2 separate regions of the Homo sapiens genome follow, and region 1 is linked to region 2. Evidence: read pairs that join two places in POLR2A ChIA-PET (ENCODE). Cell type or tissue: OCI-LY7. All regions are shown on one strand. Each heading gives the region's core, and the rest is flanking DNA. Links, peaks and the distances in the headings are about the cores only.

Region 1 (7,926 bases), core at 1,788-6,787, 190 kb before region 2:
GATTCCTTTTTCACAGATGTTGGCATTGACCTAGAGAAAGTAAGCTACTGTAGTTATGTGACCAGTAGGACTACTTTCATAGTTAATATCTGGCAAGTTAATGATGTTAATACACAGAAAACCTCAATAGTAAATAGACACGAAATGCTGATGGTGGAAGTGCCAACAGAGTTTCCTTGTCACACTTTAGGCCTGTACTGTCCAATCCAGTAACCATATGCAGGGTGAGCACTCAAAATGCATCTAGCATGACTGAGGAACTAAATTTTTAATTTTATTTAATTGTAATTAAATTAACTTGAGAAACTGCTACTTGATCAGCTATTGGAAAACGTTCAAGTATGTTTTGAACAACTTGGGTATGTGAGTCTGTATTTTTCATCCGTCATTTTATGAAATCTAAGTATATATCAAATATTTCCAATGAGAATTTAGGGTCTGAAATGAGATAAGTATAAAATACATGCTAGATTTCAAGTTAGTACAAAAATTGAATAAATAAAATTTCTCAGTAACTTTTTATATTGATGACATAGTGAGACAATATTTTAGGTATATTGGAGTAAATACTTTTTTTTTTTTTTGAGACAGGGTCTGGCTCTGTCATCCAGGCTGTAGTGCAGTGGTGCAATCTCAGCATACTGCAACCTCCACCTCCTGGGCTCAAGCCACCCAGCCAATTCAGCCTCTGGAGTAGCTGGGACTACAAGCGCCTGACACCTCACCCAGCTCTTTTTTTTTTTTTTTTTTTTGTAGAGACAAGGTTTGGCCATGTTGCCCAGGCTGGTCTCAAACTCCTGGGCTCAAATGATCCAACCACCTTGGCCTACTAAAGTGCTGTGATTACAAGTGTGAGCTGCCATGCCTGGCTGTAAATAAAATTGTTACTAAAATTATTTTCACTTACTTTTTCCTGAGACAAAGTCTTACTTTGTTGCCCGTACTGGAGTGCAGTGATGTGATCTTGACTCACTGCAATCTCCGCCTCCTGGGTTCAAGCAATTCTCTTTCCTCAGCCTCCCGATTAGCTGGGATTACAGGCGCCTGCCACCATGCCCGGCTAATTTTTGTATTTTTAGTAGAGACGGGGTTTCAACATGTTGGCCAGGCTGGTCTTGAACTCCTGGCCTCAAGTGCTCTGTCTGACTAGGCCTCCCAAAGTGCTGGGATTACAGGTGTGAGCCACCGGGCCTGGCCTTCACTTACTTCTTTTTCCTTTTTATTTTTCTTCTGAGACAGGGCTTGGCTCTGTTGTCAAGGCTGAAGTGAAGTGGTGCAATCACAGCTCACTGCAGCCTCGACCTGGTAATCCTTCCACCTCAGCCTCCCAAGTACCTGGGACTACAGATGTGCACCACCATGCCAGGCTAACTTTTTATTTTTTGTAAGAGACAGGGTCTCACTGTGTTGCTCAGGCTGGTCTCCTGTGCTCAAGTGATGCGCCAGCCTTGGCCTCCCAAAGTGCTAGGATTACAGGCGTGAGCCACCATACCCAGCCTTTCTTTTTATTTTTTCTAATATGGCTACTAGAAAATTAAAAGCTGCATACATTTAACTTGCATTGTATTTCTTTGCATTGTATTTCTTTTGGATAGCTCTCATTTAACTCTCATTACCCCACTGCCAGACTCTTCAGTAGCCTTCTGACTGGTTTCCCTACCTTGAATCTGTAATTCCCTCCCTGTACTGTGCAAATCGATCTTGTAATTCTCATGCTTAGGATCCCTCTGTGCTTCCTCATTGCTTATTGAACATCATTCAGACTTTTAGCCTAATCATATAAAAAAATTGCCTTTATTTTACTTCTTCATACTTTCCCAGCCACGGTTAATACTTTGGCCATATCGATTTTCAATGATGGAACTATTAAATGTCTACTTTTAAATGATTTAACTTTCTGGTGAACCTTCAAGATGAATTAATTGCTGAATGTAACTCCGTGCTCCATTTGCCATTCCCAGAACTTATGTTCCCTCTTTGCTTTGGTTTTTTGTTTTTAGGGTTTTTGTTGTTTTTGTTGTTGTTGTTGTTGTTTTTTAAAGACGGTCTCACTTCAGGGTGGAGTGCAATGGTGTGACAATGGCTCACTGGAGCCTTGACTTCTCGGGCCCAGGTGATTTTCCCACCTCAGCCTCCCAAGTAGCTGGGACTACAGATGTGCATCACTATGCCCAGCTAATTTTTGCATTTTTTGTAGAGGTGGGGTTTTACCATGTTGCTCAGGCTGGTCGTGAACTCCTGGGCTTAAGCTATCTGCCTTCCTCAGACTCTCAAAGTGTTTGAATTATAGGCGTCAGCCACAGTACCTGGTCTGCTTTGGGTTTTTGTATGTGATTTCTTTTTCTTTCTGGAGTACTTTCTCCTTGCTCCTTGACAAGCCCCCTCCTTTAAGACTTTGCTCAGTGAGGGCTTCCCCCCACCCTCCCTCTGCTCCACCTTATTGGGTCCCATCATGGCCTGTACATACACTTACATGAAATGGTCTGGGCTGAATTTGAATTCAGCTCTGTCAAATGTAGTTTGCGAGATCATGTGCAAGTTAATAAGCCTGTCTCTGCCTCAGTTTCCTCATCTATATAGTAGAAATAATAGTTCTGCTGGCGTGGTGGCTCACGCCCGTAATCCCAGCACTTTGGGAGGTCAAGGTGGGCAGATCACCTGAGGTCGGGAGTTTGAGACCAGCCTGACCAACATGGAGAAACCCCATTTCTATTAAAAATACAAAATTGGGCCGGGCACGATGGCTCAATCCTGTAATCCCAGCACTTTGGGAGGCCAAGGCGGGCGGATCACAAGGTCAGGAGATCGAGACCATCCTGGCTAACACAGTGAAACCACGTCTCTACTAAAAACAAAAAAAATCAGCTGGACGTGGTGGCAGGTGCCTGTAGTCCCAGCTACTCAGGAGGCTGAGGCAGGAGAATGACGTGAACCCGGGAGGCAAAGCTTGCAGTGAGCTGAGCTCATACCACTGCACTCCAGCCTGGGCGACAGCGAGACTCCGCCTCAAAAAAAAAAAATTGGCTGGGCGTGGTAGCGCATGTCTGTAATCCCAGCTACTCGGGAGGCTGAGGCAGGAGAATCGCTTGGACCCAGGAAGTGGAGGTTGCAGTGAGCCGAGATTGCACCATTGCACTCCATCCTGGGCAACAAGAGCGAAACTCTGTCTCCAAAAAAAAAAAAAAAAAAAAAAGAAATAATAGTTCGACTTCCCCAAGGTTGTAAGGTGCCTAGGATAGTGCCTGGCACATAGAAGGTACACAATAAATTTTAGGTTAAAAAACACCCATCAAATATCTTTTATTTCCCACTTCTTTTCAAAATGAGAAGATTAAAAATAAAGGCCAAGAAGAAATGAAAGAAGCAGATAAAGCCAGTGGCAGAATTAGTGCATGGACCGGAAAGTCCTGCATCATTGCTAATGGTTGCTTTGGTGTTTGGCTCTGAGTTTTCTGGAGTAAAATGAAGAAGAAAATAAAGTTCAGTTTTCAGATTCATGGTATCTCTAAAATCAAACGTGAGTTTTTAAAGATTGCTTCTTGGCCAAGCGTGGTGGCTCACATCTGTAATCCCAGCACTTTGGGAGGCTGAGGCGGGTGGATCACCTGAGGTCAGGAGTTTGAGACCAGCCTGGCCAACATGACGAAACCCCATCTCTACTAAAAATACAAAAAATTAGCCGGGCATGGTGGCGCGTGCCTGTAATCACAGGTACTCAGGAGGCTGAGGCCAGAGAATCTCTTGAACCTGGGAGGTGGAGGTTGCGGTGAGCTGAGATTGCACCACTGCACTCCAGCCTGGGCAACAGAGTGAGACTCCGTCTTAAATAAATAAATAAAGATTGCTTCTTATACTTCTCAATCCAAGTGAGTTATTGCCAGTGAACAGTCTCCACGGGGCCAAAGCAATGTGGTTTTGGTATATGGCTCTCTGATGGTTTGGCTTGATTCAGAGGTAAAGAGGGATGCGTACACTGTGGGGACTATACGTGTTTTGTTCACTGTTTATCCCCAGCAGCTAGAATAGCATCTGGCACGTAGAGAACAGTTTATTGAATTTTTGAGTGAACAAATCCTTTAGTAATTCTCCAGGAATTTAAGTAAGCATCAGGTTGCAATGAGTTTATTTTCTCAGTCCAGAATCATGAGGCTACATATTCAGCATGCCTGATTTAGGTTAGATCCTGATCATGTCAGCATTTTGACCTGAATGGACAACCAGCACATGTATTTAAAGGTCCTATGGGCAGGACCAAGATTTTCCTCAGAAAACAGTGCAGGGGTTGCTCTAAAACTAGAAAACAAAATGTACAGTTAAGACCCCAAAGATGAATTATAGAATAAGGATGTAATGGTTGTAGCCAGATATTTAAAAAAATAGGTGTTAGGCCGGGCGCGGTGGCTCACACCTGTCATCCCAGCACTTTGGGAGGCCGAGGCGGGTGGATCACAAGGTCAGGAGTTCAAGACCAGCCTGACCAAGATGGTGAAACCCCATCTCTAAAAAATACAAAAATTAGTCAGGCACAATGGCGCATGCCTGTAATCCCAGTTACTTGCGAGGCTGAGGCAGGAGAATCACTTGAACCTGGGAGAAGGTTGCAGTGAGCCGAGATCGCTGCACTCTAGCCTGGGTGACAGAGCAAGACTTCGTCTCAAAAAAAAAAAAAAAAAGTGGTATTAGTTGCCGGGCATGCTGGCTCACACCTGTAATCCCAGCACTTTGGGAGGCCCAGGCTGGCAGATCACGAGGTCAGGAGTTTGAGACCAGTCTGGCCAATGTAGCGAAACCCCGTCTCTACTAAAAGTACAAAAATTAGCCGGGCGTGGTGGCAGGCAGCTGTAATCCTAGCTACTCAGGAGGCTGGGGCGGGAGAATCGCTTCAACCTGGGAGGCAGAGGTTGCAGTGAGCTGAGACCACGCCATTGCACTCCAGCCTGGGCGACAAAGCGAGACTCCATCTCAAAAAAAAAAAAAAAAAAAAAAGAAAGGTATTAGTATCAGTTTTATACTGTGGCTATAGAAATTCTGAATATCAAATGATATAAATTCCTGGTAAACACTTCAAGATGAATTAATTGAGGCAGATGAATGGTGTGAGCCCAGGAGTTCAAGACCAGTCTGGGCAACATGGTGAAACCTCATCTCTACCAAAAATACGAAAATTAGCCAGGTGTGGTGGTACACACCTGTAGTCCCAGCTAGTTGGGAGGCTGAGGTGGGAGGATCAGCTGAGACTGGGAGGTGGAGGCTGCAGTGAGCCATGATTGCACCACTGCACTCCAGCCTGGGCAACAGTGAAAACCTGTCTCAAAAAAAAAAAAAAAGGTAAGTTAATTGTTGAATGTAGCCTTGAGTAACTGATTGAACGGGTCTGCTATGTAGAGTTGTTGACAGTTATATTACATATGTAGTACATTTTAGAAAACAGTTGACAGAATTATGGTTTTTTTTTTGTTTTTTTTTTTTTTGTTTGAGATGGAGTTTTGCTTGTTGACCAGGCTGGAGTGCAATGGTGTGATCTCGGCTCACTGCAGCCTCTGCCTCCTGGGTTCAAGTGATCCTCCTGCCTCAGCCTCCTGAGTAGCTGGGATTACAGACATGCGCCACCACACCCAGCTAATTTTGTATTTTTAGTAGAGATGGGGTTTCTCCATGTTCGTTAGGCTGGTCTTGAATTCCTGACCTCCGGTGATCCGTCCGCCTTGGCCTCCCAAAGTGCTGGGATTACAGGCATGAGCCACCATGCCCAGCCCAGAATTAGGATTTTAAAAATTTTTATTTAGTTTTGAGATGGAGTCTCACTCTGTTTCCCAGACCGGAGTGCAGTCATGCTATCTCGGTTCACAGCAACCTCTGCCTCCTGGGTTCAAGTGGTTCTTGTGCCTCTGCCTCCTGAATACCTGAGATTACAGGGGCGCACCACCATGCCCAGCTAATTTTTTCTGTTTTTAGTAGAGGCGGGGTTTCCCCATGGTGGCTAGGCTGATCTCGAACTCCTGGCCTCAATTGATCCGCCTGCCTTGGCCTCCCAAAGTGCTGGGATTACAGGCGTGAGCCATCGTGCCTGGCCTAAAATTATGATTTTTATTTTAGGATATTGATGTTAAATAATTCTTTTTGATAGGTGTTAGTTAGTGGCTGAGTTATCTTTTGAGAACATTTCTAGTGCAGACCAAACTGTAAGACAGTTTAAGAAAAACAAAGACAGTTTGAGATAAGAACCTCATGCATTATTATTTCTTTGTATCTTTTTCCCCTTAAAACTTTTATTTCCTTATCATAGTTCATCTTTGCACCCTTATAAGGTACTAAGGGGGAGCTCAGTAAAACTAGTGAACCAATAAATGAATTGGTGGCAAGAGGAGTTAGTGTGGGATGGGTTTGGTTGTCCAAAATAATGTGATACTATTTAATGCCCCTGAAAAACTGCAATGGACTGAAAGGAGTTTTAAGATTAGGAAACTGGCCGGGCGTGGTGGCTCATGCCTGTAATCTCAGCATTTTGGGAGGCTGAGGCGGGCGGATCACCTAAGGCTGGAAGTTCAAGACCAGCCTGACCAACATGGAGAAACCCCGTCTCTACTAAAAATACAAAATTAGCCTGGCGTGGTGGCGCATGCCTGTAATCCCAGCTACTCAGGAGGCTGAGGCAGGAGAATCGCTGGAAACTGGGAGGCGGAGGTTGCAGAGAGCCGAGATCGTGCCATTGCACTCTAGCCTGGGCAACAAGAGCGAAACTCCATCTCACACACACACAAAAAAGATTAGGAAACTTGGTCTCTATGTGCTTTTGGAAAATTCTGAAGAGTCCAATATGTCTGTTAATGATGTTTGGGTTATGAGTTGGAGAATCCTTTCTGGTCCTATTAGGAACAAGATCCATTTGTTTGGATAGGATTCACATTGATGAAAGCTTTACTGTATGATTTGGGGGCTTTTGTTGTTGTTGTTGTTGTTACATATTTAAAGCAAAGAGATCCGGGCATTTTGTTGTTGTATGTAATTTGTTTAAGAAACATTTGAATGCTTTCTAGTTCTGGGTTCTAGGGATATAGATATGAGTGAGGTGGCCGTTGTTGGGGAAAATCTCATGTATTAATGGGAAGACAGACACTGAAATATGAGACAGTGTAATGACTTTGTATATATACAAAGGTTTACACAGTACATACAAAGGGTTTATAGGAATTCTGCATAGTGGTAGTGAGGGCAGTTTCTGCAGTCATTTATCTAAGCCCTGAAGGTTTAGAAGGTTAATTTGTTGGTAGTGTGACTATTGAAATGACAAGAGATGACAGCCTAGATGTAGACTGACTAATAATGAGGTCTTGGGTGAACTAAATTCAGGACCTGAACCAAGATAGTGCCAGAAGTGGAAAGAAAGATGTTTTTAAGAGCTTGGGCTGTGGTGTCAGACTAAGGGGTGGTTCTCAACTAAGGGGGTTTTGCCTCCTAAGGGACATTTGAGAATGTCTGGAGACATTTTGGGTTGTTACAACTTGGAGCACCTAGTGAGTAGAGGCCAGATATACTGCTACACATCCTAAAATGCATGGGACAGCATCCTAATCTAAGAGTTCCCCAGCTCAAAATGTCATTAGTTCTGAGGCTGAGAAATCTTGCATTAGAGTTTGAATCCTAGCCCTTCCAAATGTCCTCACCAATACTTGGTCTTGTGATTCTTTCTTTTTTTTTTGTTTTTTGAACAGGTCTGTAGAGGTACAGTTGGCATACAGTGAGCTGTACATATTTGAAGTGTACAATTTGATAAGTTTTGAAATACATGTATACCCTTAAAACCACCACCATTGTTTGCCATTCTGTGGGTGTACACTGGTACGTGTCATTGTGGTTTTCATTTGCCTTTCCCTGATGACTGATAATGTTGAGTATCTTTTCATGTGCTAATTTGCCATTCATATA
Region 2 (7,926 bases), core at 1,502-6,501:
TTGATACCAGAAGCACATGCGTGGTTATCCAGGGCTGAGGGAGGGGACTGGGGCGAATGGGGGAGGGATCTGCTAGAGAATAAAGAGCTTCTTTTGGGGGTGACGAAATGCTCTAAAATTGGTTGTGGTGATAGTTAAACAACTTTCTGGATATATTAAATGCCACTGAATTGTATACTTTAAATGGGTGAATTGTATGGTATGTTAATTGTATCTTAATAAAACCGTTACTAAAAAAATACAAGGTGCCTCTCACTAGCTGTGTGACATTGAAGAGTGATCTCACCTTTCTTAGCCTTAGTTTACTTATCTGTAAAATGATAACAGAAGCTACCTCATGAGATTGCTGTGATGTTTCAGTGGGAGGATTGTGTAACTATTGAGCATAGAAGTACTTACCTTTTAAGCATTGCTTTAACTGTATAGTTTCAGTTTTAAAATTTATTCAGTTTGTTTTTTAACCCAAGCATGTGAATTATCTTGGCAGTGGTTTTATCTGCACTTGAAAAGAATTCAGTGTATTCTGCTATTACTAGATGGAATGATATAAAAATGTCAGTTTGTTCCATTTGATATTAAACTAAATTGAAGAGTGTTCTTTGTATCTTCTGTATTTTTGTTGATTTTCTGTCTGCTTTTTCAATTTCTGAAACAGTAGTATTTAAACCTCTAATTAGGGCTGGGTGCAGTGGCTCACGCCTGTAATCCCAGCACTTGGGGAGGCCCGAGGCGTGTAGATTGGTTGAGCTCAGGAGTTCAAGACCAACATGGCAAGACCCTGTCTCTACAAAAAATACCAAAATTAGCTGCGCATGGTTGTGCACACCTGTGGTGCCAGCTTCTTGGGAGACTGAGGTGGGAGGATTGCTTGAGCTCATTGCAAGGCTGCAGTAAGCCAGCCTGGGCAACACAGTGAGATTTTATCTCAAAAAAAAAAATTTATTTTTGTAATGTGTGAGTGAGTCCTATAGGTAGAGAGAAGTTAACATTTGTATGTATGAACTGTTGCATGAAATGTACAGAAAAGTAGCAACTTCTTCAGGAAATTTTAAATGTATGGCAGGATTATAGTTTATAGAACTTACCAAATGAAGAAGAATTTCTAGGCCGGGCACGGTGGCTCACGCCTGTAATCCCAACACTTTGGGAGGCTGAGGCGGGCAGATCACCTGAGTTCAGGAGTTCGAGACCAGGCTGGCCAACATGGTGAAACACCTGGGCTGGAGTGCAATGGCGTGATCTCAACTCACTGCAACCTCCGCCTCCCGGGTTCAAGCAGTTCTCCTGCCTCAGCCTCCTGAATAGCTGAGATTACAGGTGCCCACCACCATGCCCGGCTAATTTTTGTATTTTAGTAGAGATGGGGTTTCAGCATGTTGGCCAGGCTGGTCTCAAACTCCTGACCTCATGATCTGCCCGCTTCGGCCTCCCAAAGTGCTGGGATTACAGGCGTGAGCCATGGTGCCCGGCTGCCCCAGCCTCATTTTAATTTCCAAAGCAATATCTTTTTATTTATTTAACATATACTTGTTGAAATTCTATATGTGTTAGGATTTTCCCCCCAGTAGCATGAATTATATGGTTTCCACGTGATACAGAGCATAGTGTCTAGCAACAATAGGCCTCAGTAAACATTTGTGGAATAACTCACTAAATGAATATATTACATTGATTCATCTGAAACTGTCATTTTTAGAGGTCAAAATGGTTAAATATCAGCAATTCAATATTCAACAAATATATTAATAAGAATCATTCCAGTATAAAAGTGAAAATACATATTACTCCTTGACACTGTTATCAATGTGTATAATTTTCTTTCATTAGACTACAAAACTTGACTTTTCTCTTCTTTGCCTACCAGGAAACACGAAATTATCCAGAATCATATCCACAACTGCCAAGGGATGAAACAGTGGAGAATCCTCATCTCCAGAAGCACATTTTGGAATTAGCATCCATTCTGGATGTTCGAAACGTGTTCTTTGAGAATACCATTGATGACTATTAAAACAAAAACCCTGTTGTCGAAACAAGTTTTCATTTTCCACAAATTTTAAATGGTGCAGTTTTCTAACGTGATAAGACACATAGTGGTGTTACTTAGTTTTTATTTTTTAATTTAGGGCCACCATTTTAAAAACAAACAAAAAAATGTTCACACTTTTAGGGTAACTGTTTTAAAATGCAACCTTTCAGGTCTTTTAAAATCTTAACCTTGGAATTTTTATTTTTTGATTTTGAGGGATGGATATTTACCTCCAACTTCTAATCCTACACTCAAATAGTCACTATTCTCACCCTGAGAAGAGTAAATCATTTATTTTTGTATAATGAGGTAAATCCAACTCTTATACTTGGACCTAAGTTAAATGTCTGGATTTGGAAATATGTAATGGTTCATAATGATGAAGCTAGCCACCATGGACTACTGAAAATCAAGAACAGAGTCCCTCCATAATATATTTTTTCTCATTCCAACTTAGCTGGTAGAAAAATGTTTGATCCTTTGAAACATGATCAAGCCAGTTTTTTGAAATCATTTAATTTCTTTCAATACTGTCATAATTTCAGAAATTGGATTGAATTGCATCTGAAAGCTACATCTTGATTGAGGACTTGAGGTGGTAATATTACTTGGAATGTATGAGTATTATGAGATTTATTTGCATATTTTCTTTGTAGTCTGTGAATGCTGGAAATGAAAAAGGAAACAACTTTGAAATATTTTAGTCAAAAAACCATGTCATTGGTTTCATAATACAATGTCTCCAATAGGAATTCTATTTAAACTCTTGGTTTATGAGATCACATTTAAAGACTGGATTGATGTCTGTGACATAAAGTTTTAATTTTTTGCCTCATTCAAATTTATGAGACTTCAAAGTCATAGATGTTTTAAATTTTGGTAAGGGGTAACTGGGTGTTATGAAACCTAAAATGTAAGTTGATTTTGCATTGGTAATTTGGAAATAAGATTTATTAACATTCCCTGTATTTAGTATTTTATATTCATGCACAAAATTTTTATTATCTTAAATAGGACTCAGTGTATATTATAAAGATTTTTCTTTTTTGTGTTTTCCTTCCCTGTCATTCCCTTTATAATTTCACAGTCACTTGCTATGAAGTCCTCCCTCCTTTTTGATTATGCAGCATTCAATTTCAGAAATCTATGAATGAGAAGGCCTTATACCTAATTTTCTGTACAGGATCACATCTGGCAGTCCCAGGAGAAGTGAGCTGATTGCTTTTGATATCTCTTTCCCATGGCCCTAGGTAAATTATACTCTAAATTTATTTATTTTTTTTGAAACAGAGTCTTGCTTTTGTTGCCCAGGTTGGAGTGCAGTGGGGCTATCTCGGCTCACTGCAACCTCCGCCTCCCAGGTTCAAGCAATTTTCCTGCCTCAGCCTCCCGAGTAGCTGGGATTACAGGTGCCCGCCACCATGCCTGGCTAATTTTTGTATTTTTAGTAGAGACGGGGTTTCACCATGTTGGTCAGGCTGGTCTCAAACTCCTGACCTTGTGATCTGCCTGCCTCAGCCTCCCAAAGTGCTGGGATTACAGGCGTGAGCCACCGCACCTGGCTATTATTTTTAACTTGGTTTTCATTTCTGGCATAGAGACTAATTTGGGTCTAAGTTATTCCCATTCCTGCTTTGATTTGCTGATTTTTCAAACCTGAAGTCCAAAGTTACTGTTTTTGGGGTTTGGGGACTTGGGGAGTATTTTACTTTTTTTTTTTTTTTTTTTTAAGAGACAGAGTCTTGCTTTGTTGCCCAGGTTGGGGTGCAGCGGTACATTCATGGCTCACTGCAGCCTCAAATTCCTGGATTCAGGCAATCTTCTCACCTCAGCCTCCCAAGTAGCTGGGACTACAGGCATGCGCCACCATGCCTGGCTAATTTTCTTTATTTTTTAATTTTTTGTAGAGACATGGTCTCACTTTGTTGAGCAGGCTGGCCTCAAACTCCTGGGCTCAAGTGATCCTCCTGCCTCAACCTCCCAAAGTGCTAGGATTACAGGTGTGAGCCACTGTACCTGGCCTGTTTACTTTTTAAAAATTTTTTTGTTTGTTCTTTCAAACAGTATTTCAGAAAGCTTGGGAAAAGTTACCCTGGAAAGATTTCCTTTGCTAGTGGGTTTTCATTTTCAGGTAAAGACTGCTTTCCTTTTTTTTCAGTATCTTAATAAACTTCATAGCTTTCCTTTAGTAACAGTGTTCATTGAACTACAGCAATAGACTATCTTCGGTTTTCTGACCTCTTGTTTCAATTCCCCTTAAGTCCTGTGCCAGTTATGCTCCTACCAACACAGAGTTTCCTGTCCTCTAATGTTTAAAATAGTATTTACTGTTCTGAGCTTTATCCTCCCCCGTTAAGCATAAAGAACACTGGTCTGAGAACTAGGAGACCTAAGTTCTAGTCCTGGCTTTCCTGGTAACTTAAGCGTTATGCCCTTTGACAACTGTCTTCATGTCTCTGCTTGTTAGCACTCTCATCTGTAAAATGAAGAGGTTGGCCCAGGTCTTCTCCAACTCTGATTCTGTAATTTGGACTCTTGGTTCCAAAAATATTGATTTCCCCACTCCAACCACCAAGAGAACTATTTACCCTGTTTGTAGTGTACACAACCTTTTCTTTTGTAAGTCATATTTACCTAGATTTTGTTCAAGAAAATCTGGGTCCCACTTAGCTGTTTTAGAAACTAGTACAGACAGAGACTCTCCTGAGGAAATTAGAGCTTTTATGATTAGAAACATGCTTGTCTAAAAATGAGGGTCTTAGAAATCACAACATTGACCCTTATGATGTTGCCCCTTAAGCTAATAGTGTAATTCCTTACTGGTAGTTAAAAATCTAAAGTGGACTGAAGTGATCTTGAATCTTCAAAGAGAGGAAAACTGTGCTGGAAAATGTTATTGTTTCATTGATGCCTTCAAAAAAATGCGTATTAAACAAAGACTATACTCCAGATTTTCTTCTGGGCATTGGGGAAGCAAACAAAATAGACTTAAAAATCCTCATGTTCATGAAGCTTACATTCTAGTAGAAGGAGTAAGGCAATAAACATAAGTAATTTATGTTAGAAAATGTTAAGTAGGATGGAAAAGTGTAGATTATGGTAAGGTAAATCTTTTGTTTGTTTTCTTAAGAGAAGAACAATGTTTAAAAGAGTGATCAAGCAGGGCATGGTGGCATGACCCTATTAGTCCCAGCTACCTGGGAGGCCGAGGTGGGAGGGTCACTTGAGCCCAGGAGTTTGTGGCTGCAGTGAGCTGTGATTGCACCACTGCACTCCAGCCTGGATGGCAAAGCAAGACCTCGTCTCTGGAAAAAAAGAAAAGAAAAAGTGATGATCAGGGTAGGCTTCATTAGGAAGGTCACATTTGCATGAACACTTTGCCTTTTCTTTCTTTTTATGAAAGTTTTAAACATAGTTTTTTTGTTTTTTGTTTTTGAGACGGAGTTTCACTCTTGTTACTCAGGCTGCAGTGTGGTGGCAGGATCTCAGCTCACTGCAACCTCCACCTTCCAGTTTCAAGTGATTCTCCTGCCTCAGCCTCCCCAGTAGCTGGGATTACAGGCATGTGCCACCACACCCAGCTAATTTTGTGTTTTGAGATGGGGTTTCACCATGTTGGTCAGGCTGGTCTCGAACTCCTGATTTGAGGTGATCCGTTGGCCTCGGCCTCCCAAAGTGCTGGGATTACAGGCATGAGCCACCACGCCCAGCCTAAACATACAGTTTAATAAATCCTCCTTGTACCTTACCCAGCTTCTGTATTTCTTTAATCAAGGGAGAAGAATTATCTAAAAGGACAGTTGCCCAATGGGCTTGAGCTGATGATAGTGGCAAAGAATTTCATTTTTTAAAAATGCATACCACCTGCCCTTTATAAAAAAATTTAAACCCTAATGTATTTAATTTTATAATTCATAAAAATTTAAATATTGGAACTAAGAACAGAGCAAAGCAAAGGGAAAAAGCACTCCTTTGTTTTCAAATTGCACAAACTGTCCCTGGAGATTCTGATAGTCTCTCATCTCTCTTAACTATCACTGTAAACAACATAGAAAGCATAAGACTGCAAGAAGTCAGTTATACACAAAACAAAATGAAGCACAGTGGAATTTTCTCTTTCTTTATCTGTATATTTCTGAAGTTGGTAAAGCAACTATCTTCTCTATTTTACAGAAGAGAAAGCTGAGACCCAAAAAGCTATTCATAGTGATAGAGCTAGAACTAAAACTCAGATCTCCTCATCTCAGCCCAGTCTTCTCAGTAGCTCAGACTGCTTTCTATAATGAACAAGAAAGAATAATTAGGGATTTGTATTTTGGCACAAAACAGTATCAAATTTTTATTGTAAAAATCCACAAATCTGACATTTTATCTTTTATTCTAGCCAGGATGTATTCTTCATTTGCATGTGTGTGTTTCTCTTAGAAAGTGGTGCTCTCAAACCTTTCAAAGCACAGAATTTATTGTACCCTCTTTATTTTTACCAAATTGAAACGTTTCAGGATTTCAGAAGCAAAGTGCAATCCAATTGTGGCTGGAGTTTTCCTGATAGAGGATCCGGGTGGTTCCCTCCCCTCCAACTTCTGGCTACTGCCCTTTATTTCCTTTGTGCAATAGAATTCCCTGAAACAGATTATGTCGTAATTATACTGATTTAGTCAGGATAATGGGAAAAGCGACAAATCGGATTTATGTATTAGGTATTATGGAGCTTTCTTTAGCACTCTCCTCCAAGTTTAATCTCTGACATGTGTGATATAGTAACTTTCTGTCTCTGAGAAGCAGTTTGGACCCAGCTGAAAAATTTTATTTATGGAGACTTGTAATCAGCCTGATATACAGAGAACACTCTGGACTGGAAATATAGTCAGGTACCAAGGTCTGCTAATTTGGCCATTGCCAGTGATTCAAAACCACCTCCCCACCCTGAGTAAAAGATTTGATATGAATATGAATGCTATGAGTCTCCTGGTGATGTTTTGGGTGTATATGTTCCTGTGTGTGTTTGGAAATCATAGAGGGTATTTACCTTGAGGGCTCTTTTGTTGACCTTATTTATTTGAAATTCTTATTTTATTTGTAATGGCATATGTATATTTTTGTGATGCTACATGCAATCTCTGTGTATACTTTTTGTATATATGTATACATATTTGTAAATATATTGGTATGCAGTGATACAGTATGTGTATATTATGTACCCATACCCATTGTGGGCTGAATTTATTTAAGTTCTGTGAGGACATCCTAGTGGCATTGTTCATGCTGCTGTAATTAGGTTGTGGCTGTATCTCATTCATAAGCCTCTATTTTGAGAGGCTTGTGTTTGGATAAAATGGGCTAATTTGGAGTTGAAATTAGGATATGAAGATCTTAACAGAAAGCTAGATATTTATTCTTAGCTTTAAAATCACCTGCAAATTTTTATTTAAACTGATGATAAATTAGTGATATAACCTGAAAAACCTAAGTATGTGAAACTGAGACACCAGCAGATTCTTAGGCTGTAGTAGTCCTTTATTTTCTTGATCCATATTTAAGTATTATTACTGAGTAGTAAATTATGTATATTGGGGCTTAATAGAGAGGCTGTGGAAAAAAATTGCTTTAATCACATTTAAAAACATAGGAAAATGTCCATTAAATAGGGGAAATATATTCCCAGTTGTCATTTTTATGCCTCATACTGAATTTTGATTTTGGAACAATTCTTTTTTCATCAGTGTTTTATGTGTCTCTATGAGGCAGAAAAGGGGGCATTAGCTAAGGGATGGCCTAACCTAAGTAGGATAGGATTTAGTGAGGAACGGGAGGTTGTTAATTTGTATATTTGCAGCAGCTATGATTAATTTAGTCCTGTCTTGGCATTTCCGGCTACAGATTTTTTCTTACTGGAC

The links. ChIA-PET counts read pairs that join two places held together with the same protein. Peaks named below come from ENCODE experiments on the same cell type or tissue, not always from the same donor. Only the 100,000 strongest peaks of a DNase experiment are listed, where the experiment ranks them.
Region 1: POLR2A ChIA-PET joins it to region 2 with 7 read pairs; 15 of 35 experiments call an interaction of 5 or more read pairs at or near these places.

Annotation. Positions count from the first base shown.
Region 1 is chr9:125,133,517-125,141,442 of GRCh38, reverse strand. The region is part of intron 2 of SCAI (suppressor of cancer cell invasion); the gene reads left to right. Among named protein-coding and RNA genes, the nearest start is that of SCAI, 6.0 kb to the left of the region's middle. In OCI-LY7, for the core only: no CTCF peak of the experiment used is centred there; no DNase peak of the experiment used is centred there.
Region 2 is chr9:124,946,892-124,954,817 of GRCh38, reverse strand. SCAI (suppressor of cancer cell invasion) reads left to right here. Exons shown (of 18, transcript NM_001144877.3): 18 at 1,865-7,926. The coding sequence ends at 2,011. It also overlaps a transcript of GOLGA1 not described here. Among named protein-coding and RNA genes, the nearest start is that of GOLGA1, 9.8 kb to the right of the region's middle. RefSeq lists an enhancer at 4,385-4,434. In OCI-LY7, for the core only: no CTCF peak of the experiment used is centred there; a DNase peak (open chromatin) is centred at 4,317; H3K4me3 peaks cover 722 bases; H3K27ac peaks cover 2,179 bases.